Regions from separate parts of the Mus musculus genome. Here region 2 is linked to region 1. Evidence: chromatin contacts called from ENCODE Hi-C data. All regions are on one chromosome and are shown on one strand. Each heading gives the region's core, a stretch centred on a gene start or an enhancer-like site at or near the end of the contact. The rest is flanking DNA. Distances are from core to core; before and after follow the strand shown. Region 1 overlaps Hivep3 (human immunodeficiency virus type I enhancer binding protein 3). Region 2 holds the start of Guca2b (guanylate cyclase activator 2b (retina)).

Region 1 (7,179 bases), core at 1,311-3,810:
GGAAAGATAGTCCCCGAGCCCTGGCTCTCCACCATGCCCAGGAGGGCCAGAAACAGTGATGCTAACACCTCCATGGTCAGGTACCAAAGTGGATAACGTGAACATTCACTAGGAAAGAGAGAGAAAATTGTGTGTAGAGAAGGAGTTGTCAGGCAGAGGGAGGTTCCAAGGGCAGAGTTTGGGCAGATGGGAGCGAAGAGACGAGGCCTCGAGGGGAATGGGTGATGGGAGACATAACAGACAGGGGATGGAGGGAGGGGCAAAGCCCTGCATCAGCTCATTCTGCTGACCTAGGACTTTGGCAGGAGCCCTGACTGCAGGCCTCAGGTTTTACTCAGCCCTGGCCCTCACTCACATAGTGAAACCCAAGCGTGGAGAAGGCCACGGCCTGCCCCACAATCATCCAGCTATCTCCTGGCCTAGTCAGAACTAAGGTTCATAGTCCTCACGTCTCACACTACAGTTCAAAATGGCATTATGCTTTGAGAAGCAGATGCAGCCACGAATCCCCACCCTGCCCTCCTCTTGCTGGGTGACAATGGCTGGTTTATGTCCTTTTGTGTCTGCTACCATCTCCTCTGTCTGTGTCTCCCCCTCCCATAGGCAGGTGGCCAGGGTGGCACTGTTAGCATCTGCACATGAAGGCTGAAGCAGGGTCCTGACTGGGGAGGGAGTTGGGGCCAGCATCTCCTGACATCCATCAAGACAGGCCCCAAAGCCCTTCTTTACTGAGGAGAAAGTGAAGGCCCCCTGTATGAGTCCCAGTGTGGCGGGGATGATGGAAGAAGCCCTCTCCAGACCACACTACTTCAGGCACTCCACATCTGATTCCTGCAGGCATCTAAAGGGTTCCCCTGCCTGCTCAGCACCCCCCCCCCCTTTCCTGATATTCCATATGGGCCTTTTTCTGCCTTTAGTGCTTTCAAATCTAGTGGAAGGCACTGGACAGAACCTTCTGGGTGCAGTTTCTAAGACTGGCCACAGGGTGGCAGTGGCTGACAACCCATTCCTTAGCAGTGTGCTGGAGCTAGGGCATCCTGGCTTGGTGCTCTTCAGGGCAGTTCCTGCTACCAACTCTATGTTTAGGATACCCAGATCCTAATGCCCGTCGCTGGGTCTGCCTTGGTGCATGAAGTAACAACTCCATCCTTCCAGTCTCTTAGGTTACAAAGCTTGGAGCCATCCCTGGCCCTTTCCCTCCCCTCCTCTGCCCTCTATGATGTAGCAGGACCATCTATGGGCTCAGTCTCTGAAAGCATCTGGAATCAGACCACTTCTCACCTGAACTGTGCTCATGTGTCTGGCCTAGATCACATCCCTACACCCCTGCTGGAGTTCTCCGCACACAGGCAGAGGACATATGTATCACTCCCATTATACTCAAGGATAGAGGATAGAGGTCAGCCAAGGCCCCCTGTCTTTCATGGTCCTTCATGGTCCCATGTCTGGGCTTATGTTACAGGGCCCTCGCCAGGACACCATCTATAGTAGCCTGGCATGCATTTTGACAACATGGGGGCCTCACATTATAATTTGTGAAGACAGTGCTTTGAGTGGATTGTTGTAAACATTGGTTTATTCAGTGTTAAAAGAAACATGATCTAACTCTTGTTAGATTGCTTCACAAACAGAAAATAAAAACCACAGCTTTCTCCTTTCTTCTCTGCCCCCCACCCCCCTGACCCACTCCCTTCTTCGTCTTGTCACACTAAGCCCTGACCCTGACTCCTGAGAATCTACAGCTAAGGTTTGTCATTCTATCTGCCGCAGCCCCTCTGGCCTCCCTCCTTACCCGTGTCCCCTGCCTTGTCTGCTATCAGTCTGCCTCTAGCTTGTTTCTGATGCTGGAGGACCATAGTCAGGTTGTAGTGATGTGTCAGGGCCGAGAAGGGATGGACCTACCCGATCTAGCTTTGCCTTTCTCAGTGACACTCGCAGTCCCACAGACCACATTGCAGGTTCCTATCAGAAGAGACTTCTAGTTAAGTGCCTGAAGATCTATCCAGGTCCCACTAAGACAACTCAAGGCACGTGTTTAGACTGTGCTTGGCACACACTGGGTGCGCCGAGTTCCCGTTGGGGCTGGCTTTCTGCTGGAACACTAGGTTATACTGAACTGCACAGTGACTGGCTCTGTGGCACTGGGGAGCATTTTATGAATTTAACATTTGCTGCTTCCCAGTTGTTCAGCAAACTAGAAGGGAGGACATAGAAGGGAAAGATGGTGGGAGGGAGAGAGAGGAAGGGGAACAGTAGTAGAAATGAGGGTGTCTGGAAAGGGGGAAGGTCAGGGGTAAGGGGGAGGGATGTGAAGTGGAGAGGGAGTTAGGGAAAGAGGAGGTTGGTACAGTACCTTCTTCGGCTTCCAGCTCCTCCAGCACCCCCGTCTCTTGGCACTTTTTGCTGTGGGCTTTCGACTTCATGTGCTTAGTCAGATTCCCTGGAAAGAAATGAGAACAGACTCATGGCCTGGTGGTAGGGGGAGGGCAATACACAGCTGCCAGGCCACAGCTCCTTACACAAGTGCCGAGGGCTGGGCAGGGGCCAAGGCCTCCTGTGCTCCAGCATGCAGCCAGACTATGCAACTGTAACTGCTACAGAAGGTCAAACACAGGAGCTGGGGCAGGGAGGGCATGCAGCTGGGGGGGAGGGGGCAGGGTACAGTGAGAACCAGAGATGCTGGTTAAAACACAGAGAAGTTGAAAGACCACTCAGGTGCATTTTTTTTCTTCTGCTTCTGTCTTATGTTTGGGCCCCGGGGCTGGTGGCACACTCAGATAAGATGATTTGCAATCTTAAATGCTGGAGTGACATGGGATTCTCATGACTAATACAGTAGCTGCGGGCTGAGAAGTTCTTCTGACCGAGTATACTACAATCAGGCCAATCCTTAGGGTCTAAGCAGAGAAAGCAGGGCATGGTTCCTTGCAGGAGCAGTGAGGTGAGCAGCAAGGGACATGAGCCCCACAGGCTCTGGGACGCAGGCTGGGACTGTCTTAGGGACAGCCCCCTCTCTGGGGCACAGTGCAGACAGAGGACTAGAGTGCTATGGGAATGGGTTGTCCAAGGCTCTGTGAAGCCCTGAGGTACTGCCCCAAGTTGTAGGCCTGGCCCCATAGGCTGGGGAACTGGAGCGATAGCTTCTGAGGCCAGGGTAACAACAACAGCAACAGTGATGTCAGGTTCTCCATGGTGCACACCTGTGACAGGCTGCAGGGTGAGGAGCTCTGTGGACAGCAGGTTCAGGGAGGAGAGGCTAAGCTCCCTGTCCTGTCCCCAGAGAACACAGACAGACGTCACAGGAAGTTCCTTTGGGTTGTGCTCTGAGGACTGTTGTATTTCCACATGGCTGATCCTATAACATGTCTGAAGCTCCCGGGGTCAGGTACGCTGTCCCATGAGCCTTAAATTGTTGAGTCTGAATGGATGGACGGAAGGAGGTAGAATGGAAAGATGGAGTCTCTGGGAACGAGTGCACAGGGGGACGAGGTATGGCGAATGGAGGAACATGGAGAGAAAGATAGAAGCATGAGGACAGATGGACACTGGAGGAGAAGCCGATGGCAGGCAGGCAGACAGAGGAGGCAAGGTCCACGGGGAAAAATAAACAGGGGAACTGGTGGAAGTTGGCCTGTAAGCAGATGGAAAGATGGGCGGCTACATGATCGGAGGATGGATGTCCACACGTGGGAATGTATGGGAGGCCAGTCCAGAGGGGAAAAGGAGAATGGGCAGACAGATAGAGCCGGGGGTGGGGACAAGAAAACCTGTGTGTGTGTGTGTGTGTGTGTGTGTGTGTGTGTGTGTGTGTGTGTGTGCGTGGGGGGGGGGCGCATGAACAGGGACACTGTTAGATGAGTAGACAGGAGACAGAGCTAATGGGAAGAGAGATGGACAGACAGATGAACATAGCCTAACCAAGGGTGATCTCCACTCAGAAACGTCAGGTTTTCGGCTGAGGCTGCTGGGGAAGCACAAGTGAGATTGGGTGAATACGATGGCCAAGACTAGAGAGGACTAACTCCTTCTCTTCCCACTCATCATCCAACTCTACCCTGCCCAGCTTGGGCCTCCTTCCTGCACCTGGATGGAGAGCTCCCGAGCCAGTCGCATGCCCTTCATGCTCATTGTCTGAGCGAGCAGCAGGTGAGACGAGAGAGCTGTAGGCCAGAGATCCCAACTGCCCTGAGGTTCCCGTTCTTGAGTCCCTTCTCTGACTACCCTCAGTCACACCGGTGACATTTGCCATATACGTTATACCTGTAGAGTTTAGATTTCTAGTCAACCAGGCTAGACACACCGCTAGAGCAGTGTTTGTAGTCTCTCAAGAAATGCACTCCAGGAGAAAAGTGGTGGGTGGGATTCCACAGACCATGTCTTTCAACCCACTAGGCTCAGTTCTTCTGTTTCTAATTTAACTCTGGGCGCAGGTGCTGATGACATCATTGGGCAAGATTCTTGGCTGTCCTGGGTGCTGGCAGGGCTCCTGCAAACCAGCACAGTGAAACAACTGGCCCAGAACCACAGCGTTGGCTAATGAAAAGCTCTGGCTAGACTCAGGTCTTGGGACCCTCGAACGTGGCTGGCCTTGCGGTGGTTTTGTAGCTAGATGGCCTGGTGGAGGAGGGTTATGGGGAGGTCTGGGCTCTGTACTGCTAGCTATGTTCCCTGAGTAAGTTTTTCAATGTTCCTTACTCTGTAGGGTCCCGGTTTTCTATTTCTTTAAATACCCACCTCATGGAAATACTGCGAAGGTCACAAGGCAAAGCACGTGGGAGTGAACTACAGCTGGCCCAGAGCAGACCCCACCCCCAGTGACAATCTCTTTTATTTAATATTGTGCCTGTGAATGGTAGGCCATCACTCTACCAGTGAGCTAGGTCTCTGGCTCTGACTCTGCCAGGCAGTGTACTGGACAGGGAAGGGGCTAGTGATCATAGGATGCTCTCACCCTTGAGTAGGAACCTCAGGGGCTCTCTGAAGAGGCAGGAGGGAGCCCAACCCCCAAAGGCTGTCCTGCTCCTGTCAACATCCTGTAGAAGCTACAGGGAGGAGGCTTGCCCAGCCAAGGATTTTCTTGCCCCCAGCCCTCAGGGACAAACCAGCCTGGCATCTGGAAGCGGAGGTTGAGTGGACGGCTGGAAGAGCAAGTGTCTGGAAGGGGAGCTGGCTCTAGCAAGAGCACCAGACATCACCTTGTCTCCTGGGCTGAACAAGGGCCTGCCCACAGCTACCACTTCTGTCTCCTAGGAGATCAGTGTAAGGGCTTGTCCATAGCTCAGCCACTCCTCTGGCCTCTAGAAAGAATCTAAAAAGAGGAAAGGGACTCTCCTAGGGCTAGCCTGCTACCTCCTCCTGCCTCACACATGAGACCCTCTTCAAAGAGTTCCCAGAGACCAAACTGCCACCTGAGTGTGTGACAGACACAAAGACAAGACACAAACAGGCAGACAGAGACAGACAAGAAGAGTCCTGGCACAGGCATTGCCAGATGGTGCAGACACCGGATTGAGGTCTGCCAGTACCCATACATCCTGGCTGGAATCACAACTCAAGGGCAAGACCCGGCTAGGAGGCAGACAGACAGGTCCTGAGAGGAGAGGAGGTGCTCACAACTGACGGATGACAGGGCTTCAGAGATGTGGCTCTAAGGAAAGCCGGGTACTCTGGCCTCCCGCCCCACTCTATGCCCAAGGGGAATCTCTGTTCTCCTCTGTTATCAACTCTGCCCACTCGGTGCTGGGCCGGAAGTACGAGAGTCCATGTTTCAGACTTACTTCCATGTGCTCAGAGGGCTCAGAGGCCCGGGGAGGAAGACCTTAGCTTGCTCCTGATCACTGGCCAAGAACAAAACCCAGCCTCCTGAAGGCACTCCCTGTACCTCTGGAAATGTGAAGGCCACAGTCCCCAGGATGTACTCTCAGGACTGTCTGGATCTCTGGGGTGGCTCAGAGACAGAGATCCAGGGAAAGTTCCCAGGGGATAAACTGCCACCTCAAACAGACCTTCCAGAATGAGTGAGGCCAAGGTGTAAGTGGGCGTTTCTCAGGGGACTGGGGCCAGGTGCATGTGCGCTGTGGTAGCCCAGAGTGGAGGCTTCCTCAGGGCTCTTCATGCTGAGGGCAGAACGATGCTATCGCTCAGTATACCTGGAAGAGCACTGTGGTCATCCAGAGGTTGCCTCAGCCAGTGGAGGGAGGAAGATGAGGGCATTGTGTCCTTGGGACAGAGGCTGATGGGCTTTGGGGATCTCTTCTGGCCCAATCGAGAAGTTCTCCACTTTCAGAGTTAAGGGCTTTCTTGTTTGCGTTATCAGTCAGCGATTCCCACCTCTCTTCCACAAAAAGCCCAGAAAAGGAGAGGCCGCAGATGGGGGCGTGGGACAGAGGACCCATGTGCACTAAGCTGGGCTGCTTTGGGTCAGGATCCCACCTAACTGCCTTCTCAGCACCCTTTGAGACCCTGCTTCTGAGATGCTAAGGAAGAGGACCAGGAAAAGGAAGTGGAAGGGTGGGTGTCTCCATCCAGTTCCAGATCATGGTGGGAAACTGTGCTCAGCTCGAAGATGATGGTGAGAAGACAGAGGAGAGCAGGGTCTGCTACCAAGAAGAAATGAGTAGTGGGGCATGCCGGAAGAGGCCACTGGGCCTGGGAAAGTGACAAGCCACTCCTGACCCAGTGGCAAGAGCAGAAGGCAACAGGAGCCTTGAGGGCTCGGCTCCCCCTGTCCTTAGCTGTTGCCCTGCCCACTGAGATTCAGAAGGAAGGACAAGAGGAAAGCCAACGTCTGCCTTGAGTTCTGTCTCTGCAGCCCCCGGTGACTCCTCCTCTAGTTAACTCAGAAGAGAAGCCAGGATCCTCACATCCAAACACAGGCAAAGTGTGAGAGGCAAAACCCACTGGGGTGCTCACCCCAGCTTCCTTGCAAGGTCCACCATCTTTCTCTGCAAGCAAGCTATAGGACCCCCCAACAAGGGAAGTGCCCCATTCAAGAACCTTGCATGTCCATCCCACCAGGGCCTCAAGACTATAGCAGGCCCAGGCCACCATCTCCTGCCATTGCTCTCTGAGATGCACGCTCTCAACAGCCAGTCCTTCCTCTCACAAATGACTGCCAGACCCTGTCCTAACTCTGTGGGATGTGGGGTAAGGCTGGAAGCTGAAGTGATAGACTCTCAG
Region 2 (7,179 bases), core at 1,580-4,079, 470 kb after region 1:
GCCCCCCCCCCGCCCCCCCCGGCACATGGGAATTTCATTAACTGTCATGGGAAAAGCTGTCAAGGTGGGCAGTCTCAGGGACTGAGCACATGAAATTTCTTGAAGCTGCATGACACTACCAAAGTAAGTGACTAGAGAAAAAGGATAGAGGCCCCAAGGACAAGTGCTGGTGGCCCTGTTGAGTTCTGACTTTAGGAGACAAGCAAACAGAGGATGGCTAGTCAAGGAAATGAAGAGATGGGGCCAGCATGATGTCAGAAATCTGGAAAGCCCATATACCCTGAGCCAAGTGGGCAAGAGCTCTGAGAGGTGCTCCTGAGGAAAGGGGGTGCCAGGAAGGTGGATGCCAAGCAGGGACTCAATGCGGGGAGAGGAGCAGCTAAACCTACAGAGGCACAGTGGTCTCCATCCTCATTTGTGTGAGTCTCCACAGGCTGGTACAGAAGTGGCTTTCCATGTGCATATGATGTAAGTGAGCTGGTCAGGTTGGCAGTGAGAATTTGCATCAGTGGCCAACTTGTCCTTCATGGATGGTGGGTCATTTGTAAAGAGATTAGAAATGGGATTGGAAAGTTTGAGTCTTGACAGGCAGAAGAGGAAGTCGTGACTCACTCCCTGGGAACAATGGCTCCAGCTGGGATACCCAGTGGCTGGAGAAAGGAGGGCAAGCCCCACTCTGGGACCTTCACACTCTGAAGGCTGGCTCCTATCCTTGGATATGGTGGTCAGTGGGTTGAGCTTGTCCCATGGAAAGAGTGGGATGGTAGCTCATGACAATTGCAAACACTGAGGAACCCGTCATTTTTCTACAAACCGGGAGCTAAAATCTCAGAAGTTCTATCACTTATCTGAGGTGACATGACTTAGGAAACCCAGTGCTCTAGATAGAATGGCAATGAGTCCAGCCTAAAAGGCTGGGAGTCCAATCTGTTACCCACCCCCCCCCCCAGGTTCAGAAACAGGGCTTGTCTGGGAAGATGTCATGGAGAGGAACGGGTGGTGAACCCAATCCCCTGGGCATGTGCTGGAGAAGTGATCTATCTGGGGACAGGGACAGACAGTGGTTTCCTGGGACAAGGGCTGTTAGTTCCCACAAACACTGTTAGGTTACTAATTGTGTTATTGACTTCAGTGGTGAGAAAACAGTCGTGGAGGGTAAGGAAGGTTGCATGATGGATAGTAGCTGGAGTCTGGGCCCAAGCCCATGTCCCCCTCCTTGCCTCTCTGCCTCGCTGCCTCGCTGCCTCGCTGCCTCCCTGCCTCCCTGCCTCCCTGCCTCCCTGCCTCCCTGCCTCCCTGCCTCCCTGCCTCCCTGCCTCCCTGCCTCCCTGCCTCCCTGCCTCCCTGCCTCCTGCCTCCCTGCCTCCCTGCCTCCTGCCTCCCTGCCTCCCTGCCTCCCTGCCTCCCTGCTTCCCTCCCTCCCTGCCTCGAGCTTCTTTCACTGTAGCAATGAAGGCTGAGCACAATTAGAGGTTCCAGACAGAATACCAGCCTGTTGCTACTACTCCCCAAGAGAGTCCAGGCAGAGAGCCTCGTCATACCTTGCATTACTCATGATCAAACATGTGAGCCACTGTTATCTGACGGTTATTAGCATCTTAGAGAGAAGAGAGTGTGAGACTCCAAAGACTCCAAAGAATAAAGGCCGAAGTCTGGATTCAAAACAAGACATAAGAAACTCCAAAGTTCACCGGAGACTTTTATCTGTTTCGACGTAAGATAAGCGTGGATCTAGGTGTTCTGGGCAGATGAAGTGTATCACACATGCAAGAGCAGGACAGGCCTGAAGGAGCATGTTCTTTTAACCACCAATCTGAAGGACTATAGGTGCCCAGGTAGGCTGTGGCGGTTTCAGCTCAGGCTCATGCTGGGATACCTGCCACGTGTCAGTCTGTACCAGGGCCAGCTGAGTCCCAGCAGGACCACTGTTCAAAGTAGCTGGACCTGGCCATGGTGATAACCCCATCAGAGAGACTTGACCCTCTTCTCCCTGCTCCAACCTTCACCCATTGGGGAGGTGCACTGTGAGATTAAGGGACCTGTTAGAGATGAGTCACCCAGAGAATGAAGGTAAATTCAAGGGACTGGAGCCCATCTTACCCACAGCTACCTCTGTGGGTGGCTTCCGATAGACGTGTGTGACCCGAGAGTAAAAGAAAACCTCAGTCAGACTTGATGTGACACCCCAGGCTCACACAGCAGCTGCCACAGCTCTGGCACTGAACCCTTGTCATCTCCTAGGAGATCTGAGCTCTTTCTTCCACACCATGTTGACCTGCTGGCTGCTGAGATATCAGTTGATATGGTTATACTCACTTGTTCTTGGGTACACATGGGAAAGGGCAGGCAAAGGCTGGTTACAAGGCTGGTCTTTCCGCAGTTCTAGACTCCGTGCAGGATGCTGGATATGGGAGAAGTTAATACTGGAAAACTCTGAAGTCAACTCTGTGTGCCCTCCTTGCTCTGAGCCATCTGCCTGCAAGTCAAAGAACCACAAGCTGACCTGGGCTAAAGACACAACTGAAGAGTCTGTTTGGCCTGAGGCAAATCACTTTACCTGATATCACTTTCCTGATCCATCACCTTTCCCCTCCTCCTGGTGTGGAGGAGAGAGTGAGAAGTGAAGTGGTCCAAGGTCTTCCCACAGAGCCCTATTCATGCCAGGCCCTTGGCAGACCATGTTCCCACAAGCTTGGATTCTTCTTCATCATCATCATCGCCCCTATCCCCTTCCTGGAACCAAGTCAGAATCTGTCAAAGAGCCAGGCCTCTGTCAACCCCACCCCAGCCAGACAGTTAATAAGTGACCAGAGCTCTGGACCCTGGCCTATAAGGGGCTGCTGGCCCAGAGGCAGGTGGCAGGCAGGTGGACAGCAGAGGAAGCAGGAACCCAGAGGTGTGAGCTTGGAAGCGAGGCCATGTCAAGAAGCCAACTGTGGGCTGCCGTCGTCCTGCTGCTGCTCCTGCAGAGTGCACAGGGTGTCTACATCAAGGTGAGACCCCCAGCCAGCCTACCTTTTACCTGGAGGACCTGGGCTCAGCCCAGCAGCCAGTCTAGACACCTGTTGGGTTGGGACTGCAGGCGTGTCAACAGCGGCAGTGATAGATGTAATGAGAGTGGCAGGTTTAGTCTCCTCTGCTCTCCTTGGAAGTCAGCACAGCCACAGTGTGGAAGGAACCCTAGAGGAGCCCAGAGGGAACTCTGTGGCTCCCTGCCTGTGCTCACCTACATGGGCAAATCACAGAATGGATTCCCTGGTAAGGAACCTTTGTGCTCACTGGAGGATAAATGGTGTCAAGCCTGGGTGAACATGTTCTAGGCAGAGCAAAGGCCAGACAAAGGGAACATGGACTTCAGAGGCCTCCCAGGGAGTGTTAGATGGGTGGGGCATGGAATCAGCCCTGGTTGTCGAGTGGCAGGATGCTTCTGGTTTCCCTAAACCTGTGTGACTACTACAGTCTAGCGTCTATATCAGGCAGGGTTTCCAGGAAGAGAATGAGAGAGAGAGAGAGAGAGAGAGAGAGAGAGAGAGAGAGAGAGAGAGAGAGAGAGAGAAGAAGAAGAAGAAGAAGGAGGAGGAGGAGGAGGAGGAGGAGGAGGAGGAGGAGGAGGAGGAGGAGGAGGAGGAGGAGTTGAGAGAATCAGTCTCAATAGAGCAAGCTTCACCAGGCCAGAGAGAGGACCTGTTAGCTGACCTGTCTAGTACTAGGCTTCCACAAGGGAAGGTCATGTCAGATGGGAAAGAGACAACCAGCTGGATGGAGGGAAAGACAGGATTTGAACACACAAGGGTCTTCTTGTTTCTAATGCCCATATGATGACCTACAGAGCTCTACAGCCTTTTGTGAGCAGCCTGGGACAGAAGGCCTCTATGTTGGTGGTGGCAGATCGCAATTCTACTTCCCTCCCCACAAGCTGCTTTTCTGCTGTGTTTTGGACTCTTTGTGAGCCCAGAGAATATTCTGGAGGACTCACGGGACCTTGATGAGCCCAGTCTCATGGCACTGCCTGCTCCTAACCAGGGCCTGATGACCTCTCACCCGTCCCTTCTCCCTAGTACCATGGCTTCCAAGTCCAGCTGGAATCAGTGAAGAAGCTGAATGAGTTGGAGGAGAAGGAGATGTCCAATCCCCAGCCTCGGAGAAGTGGCCTCCTCCCTGCTGTGTGCCATAACCCAGCCTTGCCCTTGGACCTCCAGCCTGTTTGTGCCTCCCAGGAAGCTGCCAGCACCTTCAAGGCCTTGAGTAAGGATAGGAACCCTTAGATCTTCTTGCACCCTCCCCTACCTCTCCATTGTCAGTTGTTTTTGTTAAAGCAACCCAGTAGCTGTGGACAGGGGGCTTAGAGGGTCACAGCTCCTGCCTGCCCCAGATCTGCCCCAGTCTGGGTACACTGATTCAGGTAGAAAAGAGCTCCATGGTCCTGAGAAGTTTCTCAAAGACCTCACAAGGTGGTGGGGAGGAACTCTGGGAAGAGACAGGTGTGATTACAGGAGACACATGCAGCTGATACATTTGATGCCATCAGGCTTGGAATGGCTCCCTGGGAGGTGACAGCTAAGCTAAAATGGGAAGGGTGGAGAAGAGCTGGGCACATGCTGCTGCCATCTGCAAGCATTCGTGTCCCTGCTCTGGGTAGGCCCCCATCTGTCCCTCTTGACCAGGACTCTTCCTACAACATTCAGGTCAGGTTGATTGGCCCATGTAGCAAATATGAAACCTCAAAGGAAGGGATGGGGGAGTACCTGAGAGAGGAATCTAGCCCCTAGCCCCTCATTCTATATGGAACTTCTATATGGAGCTTCTATATGGAACACCCCAGGTTCTCTCCCCAGGAGCTCCTCTCTGAAAACTGGATGACAGCATCCATGATCACTAATCCCCAGGGTCCAATTTCAACTAATCTGCCTTCTTCCTGCGCAGGGACCATCGCCACCGACGAATGTGAACTGTGTATAAATGTTGCCTGTACAGGCTGCTGATGAAATGACTCTGGGTCTTAAGACCACTCCGGACACTTTCCCCACAGCCCAACCTGTCCATACTTAGGCACCATTGAAGTAATCGCCATCCTCCCAGCATAAATGGATCCTTAGCAAGGCAATGTGGATGCAGAGTTGCCATATTTGGCCCCCAGGCAGCTGCACCTGAATAAAAAATGCTACCCACAAAACCAAGTGTCCGTGTGCTCACTTCTGCGCCGTGGGCGGGGCATCTCGAGGAGCTGGATGAGAAGCAAAGACAGTCCAGGCTGGGCATAGGAATTCCCCACCCACATTTCCAAGCCCAAGGAACTGACTCATGGTGCCCACGTCCCAGGTGAGGGAGCCCAGGGTAGCCCACACTCAGGACCTTCTCCTCTGGAGTAGCTCAAGGCTTTCCCGCTCTGGGAGCAGAACTCTTCTTGACAGAGAATAGTGGAGAATAGGTAAGGGTATGTTTGGGATGGGATGTCATTAACAAGTCCAGTGACAGTCAGGAGACTTTGCTCTCCACAGTCTAGTGACACTCTCCCCTTTACAGAGTGTCCATTTTTGTGTTCTAGATCCATGCAGATTTCTAAATCCTTGGCAAGATAATTCAGAGTTTTCATCAGTCTGAAGAAGCGAGTAATGCTGCAATAGCCAGACCCTTTACTTATAAAGAATGTCCCTACGGGGTCACAGGCTGGGCGGAACGGCCAGGCAATGTCTTCCCAGGATGATACAGTCCATGCTCTGGCCACTGTGTTGTCGTCGCTACATATCCCTGGCTGTGGATGATGGGGCCAAAGGCAAGACTCAGTGTGACCACCATACATCTCTCCTAAGCAATGGGAACACAGCCCCCTGTTAGGTTAATGGGAAATACTCCCAGATGGTGTCTCCTCCCCGGCAGAGTACTTACAGGACACAAGGCTGTGACTGCTGCTCTGTTGTGGCCTGAGCCATGGAAGGTGGATCCCAGGGCTGAGGCCTTTACTCCAGTCAGGACTTGTCCTGGAAATTCCCAGTATGGGATTTCCCACAGGGCAGGTTTGCTGCTTGGCCTTGGACCTGGGCACCTAGGAGGGAGGAAGGCTGGGTGCAAAGTGCCAGTTGAGTACACAGACAGCCGAAAGACCCTACTGCTCCACTCTGCTCCTCCTCACTCCCTGGCTCCTGCCTCAGGGTTCTGCCAGGGGAACCGGGTAGCCTGGTTGTGTCCCTTACCCTGCTGTGCGCCACCATGCCACTGCTGGAATCTGACTTGAGCCTAAACATCATCTGTGCACATTTATCATTTACCCTTTTCAGGGGCTGTGTCCCCGCCCACTCAGGGAACTGCCAGTGAAGTCACCTAGATAGTCATTTGTTTGCTGATTTTAAGATAGAGTCTCATATACCCCAGGCTAGCCTCTAACTCATTACATCCATGACTTTCTGATCCTCCTGCTCCACCTTCCTGGTACTGGGGTTATAGCTATCTACACCATGGCCAGTTTATGCGGTATTGACTACTGAGCGTAGGACTTCATGCATGCTAGCTGAGAATTCTATCAACTGAGCCACATCTTCAGCCCAGCTACACTAATATCACCCGCCTTCACTCCACACCCCTTTTTTCTTTTCTTTTCTTTTCCTCTCTTTTCTTTTCTTTTCCTCTCTTTTCTTTTCTTTTCCTCTCTTTTCTTTTCTTTTCTTCTCTTCTCTTTTCTTCTTTTCCTTTCTTTCTTCTCTTCTCTTCTCTTCTCTTTCCTCTTTCTTCTCCTCATCTCTCCTCTCCTTTTTCCTTTTCTTTTCCTTTCCTTTCTTTTCTTTTCTTTTTTTTGTTTTGTTTTGTTTTGTTTTTCGAGACAGGGTTTTCTGTATAGCCCTGGCTGTCCTGGAACTCACTTTGTAGACCAGGCTGGCCTTGAACTCAGAAATCTGCCCGCCTCTGCCTCCCAAGTTTTCTTTCTGCCACCACCGCCCGGCTCCCCACATCCTTCCTAACACTATCATCATCCTTTATTTTTTGTCGATATGTTTATTTTATAAATATGAGTGTTTTGCCTCCACATATTTCTGTGCATCATGAGCATGCCTGGTGATCTTGGAGGTCAGAATAGGGAGTCGGGTCCCCTGGAACTAGAGTTAACAATGGTTGTGGACTGCCATGTAGTGCTGGGAACCAAACCCAGGACTTCTGCAAGAGCAGCTGTGCTCTTAACCTCTGCGC

The links. A loop is a pair of places that touch in the nucleus more often than their neighbours do.
Region 2: a map of v-Abl transformed pro-B cells shows a loop between it and region 1 (2.8-fold over the local background). The contact joins the promoter of Guca2b here to the enhancer-like site in region 1. A Hi-C loop is called at or near these places in 3 of 37 maps with a recorded cell type or tissue (T-helper 17 cell and v-Abl transformed pro-B cells).

Annotation. Positions count from the first base shown.
Region 1 is chr4:120,123,537-120,130,715 of GRCm38, reverse strand. Hivep3 (human immunodeficiency virus type I enhancer binding protein 3) reads right to left here. Exons shown (of 9, transcript NM_010657.3): 7 at 2,354-2,440. Among named protein-coding and RNA genes, the nearest start is that of Edn2, 34 kb to the left of the region's middle. Within about 2 kb of position 2,560, at least 1 of the 3 ENCODE cell types and tissues checked has a DNase peak (open chromatin) inside an H3K27ac peak, as active enhancers do.
Region 2 is chr4:119,654,595-119,661,773 of GRCm38, reverse strand. It overlaps Guca2b (guanylate cyclase activator 2b (retina)), which reads left to right and starts at 2,829. Exons shown (of 3, transcript NM_008191.2): 1 at 2,829-2,993; 2 at 4,059-4,245; 3 at 4,924-5,173. The coding sequence starts at 2,919. The coding sequence ends at 4,982. Gm35761 (a long non-coding RNA gene) reads right to left here and starts at 3,486. Exons shown (of 6, transcript XR_868074.3): 1 at 2,101-3,486; 2 at 1,542-1,652; 3 at 390-522.